Regions from separate parts of the Homo sapiens genome. Here region 1 is linked to region 2. A link is an interaction called in ENCODE POLR2A ChIA-PET data of the cell type or tissue named here. Cell type or tissue: Caco-2. All regions are shown on one strand. Links, peaks and the distances in the headings refer to the core of each region. The heading gives the core; the rest is flanking DNA. Region 1 has its middle 2.6 kb from the start of LINC01482. Region 2 has its middle 69 kb from the start of LINC01482.

The links. Peaks named below come from ENCODE experiments on the same cell type or tissue, not always from the same donor. Only the 100,000 strongest peaks of a DNase experiment are listed, where the experiment ranks them.
Region 1: POLR2A ChIA-PET joins it to region 2 with 8 read pairs; 4 of 35 experiments call an interaction of 5 or more read pairs at or near these places.

Annotation. Positions count from the first base shown.
Region 1 is chr17:68,623,317-68,627,715 of GRCh38, forward strand. No RefSeq gene overlaps it. Among named protein-coding and RNA genes, the nearest start is that of LINC01482, 2.6 kb to the right of the region's middle. In Caco-2, for the core only: no CTCF peak of the experiment used is centred there; no DNase peak of the experiment used is centred there.
Region 2 is chr17:68,695,450-68,699,848 of GRCh38, forward strand. No RefSeq gene overlaps it. Among named protein-coding and RNA genes, the nearest start is that of LINC01482, 69 kb to the left of the region's middle. In Caco-2, for the core only: no CTCF peak of the experiment used is centred there; a DNase peak (open chromatin) is centred at 2,652.

The DNA.
Region 1 (4,399 bases), core at 136-4,135, 72 kb before region 2:
TATTTCATTCCCATTCATGTGTCCTTTATCACTTCTTTCAGTCCATTCCCTAATTGTGTGTGTGTGTGTGTGTGTGTGTGTGTGTGTGTGTGAGAGAGAGAGAGAGAGAGAGAAAGAAAGAGAGAGGTGTGATCTACACTAGCAGCTGACAGCTCCAAACACTTTGTTACTTAAGCAACTGCAACAAAGTACAATGATTGTTTAGTGAGGGAAGGTAAAGAGCATTACAAGGGTAGATTGTACTGGTGATAAGAGTCTAGAGCAGAGATTCTAAACTTTTGGGGTTCACAGAGGCCTTCGTGTTTTAGCAATTCTTTTAGAGTGCCCCATGGCAAAATAAATACCTAAGAGTTCCATTTATTAAGTAGTTAAGTCCTGATATTTTAATAAATTTTCATGTCCTAACAACTTAGTAGCTGCTTAAAAAGATACACAGGGCATACTGTAGAATGAAAACATATTTTATTCTTAAAGACCATGGTTACTTCCTAGTAACACGTGCATGCCTGTTGGGCGCTGCACAGCTTCTCGAACCTTGGAAGCAGATTGGACGTTGCCACCCTCGTTTCTTTTTTCACGTTGAATTCATGTGGTACTTGCTTCTTAGATCACATCTGCCACCCCAAAGCCAACTTCACCAAAATATGACACCATCAAAGGGAATGTAGTGACTTCATGTGGAAACTGTTAAGTACCTCTGACTAGGAATTCTCCCAGTGTTCAGCAGATGCCAGCCATCGTTGTGTTTCCCTTGAAAATTTAAAATATCCCAGAATGCTCCATGTGAGTTTAAAACAATGCCCTGGGGCACCTTAATATGTTGGGATGGGTGGTCAAGGAAGGCCTTTGGAGTGAAAGAATATTTGAATCAAGATGTTACCAATGAGAAAGGATAGTTCAGGCAAAAGAGTGCCTGTAAGAGCCTTCTTAACAGGGCAATAGCATTTATGAAGAAGTCTTCTTTGTGAAGGAATGTGGTGAGTTTGAACAGTGTATCTGCATTTCTAGAGCACTTATCACTATCTGATTTTATATTTCTATATATCTAGAAATCTATATCAATATGTACCATATATACATTTATGAATATTACAAACAACATATACTATATATTCTATGTGTCTGTATTATAAATTAATCTATTCACCTATCATTCTATTATCTATCTGTCTATCTATCTATCTACCTATCTACCTACCTATCTATGAAGACACACACATGCAATCATTTCCTTGCTGTTGCAGGGGATAAGAAAGGGAGTTCACTGGGCATGAGTCACATGGTGTCTTGCCCAGGCTGTGAAGCCTGGATTTGTAGCAGAATGAATGAGCATGGTTTTAGAATTTCCTCCAGCAATGTTTGACAATCCAGGAGCAGAAACAAAGAAAATGGATGGTTGGCTTGATTCGGGGTCAGGAATTGGCAAAATAGATGTGGCAGAAAATCAAGAGGTTTGAAGCTGTGAAGATTTGGAATGTTCATTGCCTTCACCTCCAAGCATGATTTACACGATGGCTTGGGGGAGCTGTTATTGGCAGGGAGGCCTTTGTGGCTCGCCAGTTGCCTGTCTTCCCCATGGCTGCCCAAGGTCACCTACAGATCCGAGGTTGCAACTGCTCCTTCTGACTTTATGTCAGCGTGGGAAGTGTGGCCTCACTCTGGACAAAGACTTCCAGGTCCCTGGGATTTATCTCACTCCTTCAAAGGATCACACTAGCAGATTTGTCTGAAAGCAACAGCATGAAAAATAAGCTTTTCCTTGACTTGCCAGTTTTGGTTTAAAGCACCAACAACTTGACAAAGCTTACTTCCAAATGCTTTATTTTTTTGTCCATATACATATATTTTTACATATTATGGTAAGCAGCTTCTAAAAGGGCTCTCAGTGGCCTCTGCCTCCTGGTTTTCATGCCCTCATGGAATAAAAGTGTGAGCTGAACCTAGTGACTTATATCTAATGAATAGAATAACGGCAAAAGTAATGGTGTGTCACTTCAGAGATTAAGTTACAAAAAACTGTGACTTTTCTCTTATTTGCCCTCTCTTGCTCCCTCACTTACTCATTTACATAAAGCCATCTGCTGTGTGTGACCTGCCCTCTGCAGAAGGCCATGGAGCAAAGAAACAATGGTCACTTCTGGCCAACAGCCAGTGAGGAACTGAAGCTGTCAATCCAACAAACCAGAAAGAACTGAATCCTGCCAACAACCAGTGAGCTGGGAAATAGACTCTTCCCCAGTCAAGTCTTGGGATGACCCCCAGCCCCAAGTAACACCTCCATAGCAGCGTGTGACTGATTCTAGGGCAGAGTCTAAGTTGTGCCTGAATTCTTGACCAACAAACAATGTAAATAATTAATGGTGTTTTAATCCTTTAAGTCGTGGGATAATTTGTTACATAGCAATAGATAATGAATACACAAACGTCACAAACTGTAAGATGCCATTAATGGTAAGATACCTTTTATTTTATGTTCCCCAAATAAGAAACACTCCTGCCAATATGATCTGCCAATATGATCTGTCATAAGATGGATAGCGCACTGTTGATTTTAATACATAGCATAATTTCAGAGATGTGTGAACAAAATGTGCATCTTACAATCAGTGACACTATGGTAGTTGTAATCATCACATACACAAATTTTATATAATGTATTTTTTCCTAATTTTTTTTTTTTTGAGACAGGGTCTCACTCTGTCACCAGGTTGGAGTTCAGTGGCTTAATTATGGCTCACTGCAACCTCTGCCTCCCACGCTCAAGTCATTCTCCCATCTCAGCCTTCTGAGTAGCTGGGACTACAGGTGCTCACCACCATGCCTGGCTAATTTTTGTATTTTTTTGCAGAGACAGGGTTTCACCATGTTGCCCAGGCTGGTTTTGAACTCCTGAGCTGAAGCGATCCACCCGCCTCGGCCTTCCAAGGTGCTAGTATAACAGGCATGAGCCACCGCGCCAGGCTCCTGGATGTTTTATCGTGGACATAGTCCAAGGTTGTATGCCATCTTTATCCCATCCATTTTTCTGTGTGTGTGATTTTTTTTTTTTTTTTAGTAGAGACGGGGTTTCACCATGTTAGCCAGGATGGTCTCAATCTCCTGACCTCGTGATCTGCCCGCCTCAGCCTCCCAAAGTGCTGGGATTACAGGCGTGAGCCACCGCGCCTGGCCCCCAATCCATGACAAAAAACTTCGAATAGTACATGTCCATGTATTATTTCTACCAGTTTTTATATACTTCCGGGAATAGTCTGCGCACACTCAAGCATCTCTCTTCCCTTGTTTTCTCTTCTCTTTGTTTTTTCTCTTTTAACACACTTGGTAGCACACTAAGTGCATTGTTCTGCACCTTGCGCTTTTCAGTGAGCAATGTGTCTTGGTAATAGTTTCATAATACTTTGTAAAGATCCTCTTCAATATTGAGGCTGAGAAGTCTGACTTTAGCATTTCCTCCACCATTTTTTCCCTCTAAATTATTATTATTATTTTTTTTTTGCGACAGAGTCTTGCTCTGTCGCCCAGGCTGGAGTTCCGTGGCGCAATCTTGGCTCACTGCAACCTCCACCTCCTGGATTCAAGCAATTCTCTTGCCTCAGCCTCCTGAGTAGCTGGGATTACAGGCATGTGCCATCACACCTGGCTAATTTTTGTATTTTTAGTAGAGACGGGGTTTCACCATGTTGGTCAGGTTGGTCTCAAACTCCTGACCTCGTGATCCACCCACCTCAGCCTCCCAAAGTGCTGGGATTACAGGCATGAGCCACCACGCTTGGCCTCTAAGATCTTTTTAAGATCTTTTATTTATTCATGATTTGTAAAGTTCTGTGATAATTTAGCTCTATTTTTCCTTCTGATGCTGGCTTCCTTGTATATTCTTTCAGTCTACAGGCTGCTAGCTTTTACTCCTGTATGTATGTGTATAAATGTGTGTGTGTGTGTGTGTGTGTGTGTGTGTGTATTTTTCTTTACCTGTTTTCTGTTTGTCTGGAACGGAAACTTCTATTCCTGTTATTTGACTGTTAGGTTTTCTGGGTTAATCCTTTCTCTCATGTCTTGCTTTTGCCCATAATTTTTATTTCCTGATCTCTATTTGCTATCTTTGTGGGAAGGAAACTGGGATGAACTTTATATTCATGGAAAGATAAAGTTCCATAGAAATTTTTACTTTGCGTGCTCTAGCTTTATTTATTAAGAGCTCTTCTTTCCTCACTGATTAATAAATTCTTGTTTTATGGATACATTATCTTCTCATATCTTTCCAAGGATGTTATGTTAAGGTTGTTTTATGGATGCATTATCTTCTCATATCTCTCCAAGGATGACATTTAGCACAAATCCCTTCCTTTCCTTTCCCTTTCTCTTTCTCTTTCTCTCTCTTTCTTTCTTTCTTTTCTCCCTT
Region 2 (4,399 bases), core at 294-4,293:
TCGGGGACTTCAGAGATCAAATATCCTCCTTCTCAGATGAGGAAACTTAGACCCAGCAAAGTGAAAGCAAGCATTTTCCCAAGGGCTGTCACTCTCTTGCATCAAGTTTAAATTAATTTAGGCAGCGTCAGGTTGGAGACTGGGTTCCAAAAAAGGTAGTTTCCAGAGTTCACCTTGAAGAGCAGCAGCTTGATGCCAGTGGACCTCAAAGGGGCCAGCCCAACTGGTCATTCTGATTGGTTCAGAGCTGACCTAGTGCAGAGCTGTGCCTGCAGTGAAACATGAGAGAGGCCTCCATCCCTGGACTTCTCTGGCTCTTCTCTTTCTCCTGATTTGTCATCTTGCCTTTCTTCAGAAGAGTCACCATCGTCATCACCACCATCATCACCATCATCACAACTATCATCACCATCACCATCGTCATCATCATCACTACCATCACCATTATAATTATCATCACCCTCAACATCACCATCACCATCACCATCATCACCACTACCACCATCATCACCATTATCATTACATTTTTACTATAGGAGCTGAAGCTTGCATGTATCTCTTCTTCTGGCTGTATCACCCACTGCCCTCCACCCATTGCTCTCCTGCCTCCTCCTGCCTAACTCCTATTCATCTTTCAGGACCCTAATCTGGGCTTCCAATGAAGTGTCACCTCTACTGCAGGCCTTTCTGGCCCCCAAATCAGAATTAGCTCCTCCTCCTCCGGGCTTCCACACCATTTACTTCAAGGGTCTGTGTCCCCGAGTTGATTTATTGCTTGTGTAAGTGATCAAGTAGAGATACTTAATAATGTCCCACTCAGACTCCAAGGTCCCTGAGAACGATGCCTGCGTTTTATCTTTCTACATGAATTACATGTCATGTAGGAAGTGCTCACCAGGAGTTTGTCACATTAAACGACTAAGTTTTGAAGGAGGACGTTTCTGGATTTTAACATAATAGGAAGAAAGTTAGGATAATACCAAACTTTTCCAAAATGCCTCTTTCACACAAAGCAAAATGAGCCTAGTAACTACAGGATAAGGTATCAGGGGATGAGACTCATAACAGCGTATGTAGTCAACATGGAGCAGAAATTTAGGGTATGGAAGAGGAACAGGGGTGCCCAGGGGGTTGGAAAAAATCATTAGGAATATCAGAAAACCGTTCGATTTTAAGAATTTCTTATTTTTTTTTCTCTTTTTGAGGATTGCTGGAGAGGTTTATTGTGCATTATGACTGACTTCAAGGGCTTTGTTTCTCTCCCCGAGCTGCCCTTACACGGAGGCAGAGAGGTGACGGGGGTGGGTGGGGGTGGTGAGAGTGGGGATGGTGGTGAACAGAAACCCCTTACTCCTGCTTTTTTGGTCTTGGTCTATCACAACACCTTGTTTACTCAGCCCACCCCTGTATAGGGTACATTGTCACTTCTCAGTCTGCAAAGGATAAGAGATAAAAAGGGATCCTTGAAAGACTTACGTCACGCATTAGGAAGCTCTTTGCTATTGGAGAAGACAATTCCCAGCTTCATCCCACAGGTTTGTTGGTGGTCAGACTTGAAGAGATTAATGGTGGATAAACAGGTCCCAGGGAAAGTGGCAGCATCCAATCTGTTGCCAGGAAGCAGGGAGAGAAATGCCACACCGTAGGATTCCATATATGGCACTCACTTCTTCCATGGCTAGATTAGGGGTGCCTGACCTTACAGCATAACAAGAAAGAGGCTTGTGCAGCTGAGAAGGAAGCAGACCCCCAACCCATAGCCAAGAATGAAAACTCTGGTTAGGAGATAAACAGAATCTACCTGATATTCTGATATGCTTTTCTAGAAGTTCTGAGAATGTGATGAACATGGTGGAAAAGTCTCTTTGCCAGGTGCATTATTGGTAAGTTGCTCTGCTAATGCCACATGAGTTGATTCTCATTGTGGGGGTTTTACTGAGTGGAGAAGATAATTAGGAGCTACAATAGGATTGTTTAATTAGATAATTAAAGAATAAATTATGTGACCCTCTCATTTTTCTGTATGTGTACAGGCTTATTATTATTATTATTTTTTACTTTAGTGCAAGGGTCAATCAACTTCCTCTTAAAGGACCAGGTATCAAATATTGTAGGCATTGTGGGCCATGTGGTCTCTGTTGCAATTATACAACACAGCTGTTGGAACACAAAAGTAACAATATGTGAATGAGTAGGCATGGCTGTGTTTCAATAAAACTTTACATATGAACACTAACATTTGACTTCCATATAATTTCCATGTGTCAAAAAAAAACTGTTCATTTGATTTATTTGTCAACCATCTAAAAATGGAAAACCATTCTTCACTCACAAACCATACAAAGTGGTAGAACAAATTTGGCCTGTGGGCTGTAGTTTGCTGACTCCTGTCTTAGGGGATGCCTCAGTGCACCTCCTGTTGTAAGGAGATTGGAGCTAGTTTCCAAGATAGAAATGAGTAATTTTGAAGTTTCCCCAGCAATTTCAAAATCCATTTTCAGGCTAGATAACTGGTCCATGATAAGTCTGAAAAGAAACAAGCCTGGACTTGCCTGCCTAACTCCATTATGAAATCTGTGGCTTCCAGGGACCTTGAAGTCTTCCAGGTCATATTCTAGACTTTATGACCACATTTAAACCAACTTAGGGATACACAGCCCCTGTCTGTTAGAGGAAAACATACCTTAACTCCTAGAGTAAACAATTTCATCCTCATGTCCCTTAAGCACTCATTTTCACACTGGCCAGCTTTCAGGGGTGTGATGCAATCTGACTTCCTAATGTTGTGGATGAGTAGTGTAATGTAATGTAATGTAATGATGTAATGTAATGGAGAGAGTTGTTTATTCCCCTACACATATGCACCAAAGGGGTAAATAATGGCGACTCTCCATTTCTGGGTTTTATTTGACATTTTCCTCTACTGGGCCAGCTATGACCTTAGGTGTGGATCATTTCCTTTTCCCTAGATGGAAGGAGCTGATGTTATGGAGAACGGGGGTGGTGTTTGCTGATGTGGTTCCTGAATGTTTCCAGCAGCCCAGAGTGAAGCACCACTATAACAGAATTTAAAAATAGAGAATAAAGTAAGCTTAATGTAGCAGTTTTCTCAAGACACCAGAGTAGGCATTTAAAAAATAACTCAGGATGATTCTTTCTGGAGTCTGCCAAGGCGCTGAATTCTGAGACCATGGTGGGATTCTGATATTTAAAAAAATGTTCGTTGGTGGGGGTGGGGAGGTGATGGACTGGCATAGTTTAGTGCAGTATCTTGTATCTAGTAGGCTCTCCATAAAGGTTTACTATACAAATGAAGGGGGTGAGGGTTTAGGAGAGCATTTTGTCTGAACAGGAATTCTGGTTTCCTTCCAGCTGAACTGCCTCTTGGGTTGCCTCTCAGGTCTTTGTAGAAACATATGACATTCTGAGGAGTGGAGAGAAGTTCCCCTTTGGATCCCAGGCAATTGGCACGTCAAATCCAGTCTTACTTTTATGACACCAGAGTCCACACGGCTTCCTGTTTCTAACAGCTGCTACTGGCTCAGCATTATCTCAAAAGAGGAATCCAGCTTCCTTGGTTTTTGCCAAAGCCCAAATCAATAAGCATCTGCTTTCTGCTGCATTTGCAATTGGCCCTACTGGCAGCAGGGAATGTTGAGCACGTAGAAGCCATGAGCCCCCACCTAGCTCAGGACTTGTTCTGGATTGTAGAGACTGTTCCTTTGTAGGGGAGAAGGAACTGGGGGTTCGGAGGGGTGGGAGAAGTGGAGGCTGGGGCTCTGTGTTGCCCTGTTTCCTTGTGAGATAACTAGGAAGTCTGGGCAATTTTTAAGTTCCCATCATTAATTACAATTTTGTTTTTTTTGCTGGGGGGAGTGGGCGGAGAAGGAGGGGAAGTTGGAAAGGGGTTGCTCTCTGGAAGTTATGAGACCCTGGAAAGAGAGAAGACATATTCAAAGAAAATTGAGACAAATTTTTTTTTTTTTTTTTTTTTTTGAGGCGGAGTCTCGCTCTGTCCCCTGGGCTGGAGTGCAGTGGCACCATCTTGGCTCACTGCAAGCTCTGCCTCCCAGGTTCACACCATTCTCCTGCCTCAGCTTCCTGAGTAGCTGGGACTACAGGTGCCTGCCACCACACCCGGCTAATTTTTTGTATTTTTAGTAGAGATGGGGTTTCACCATGTTAGCCAGGATGGTCTCGATCTTCTGACCTCGTGATCCGCCCACCTCAGCCTCCCAAAGTACTGGGATTACAGGCATGAGCCACTGCGCCTAGCCAAATTGAGACAAATTCTAAAGATTGTTTATAACCTCAAAATTAGTTCCATGCCCTTGATGCCAGAAGCATTTCTCCTCTGGTACAGAAAAGGCAAGTTTGCATGTTGACATTAGACTCTAGT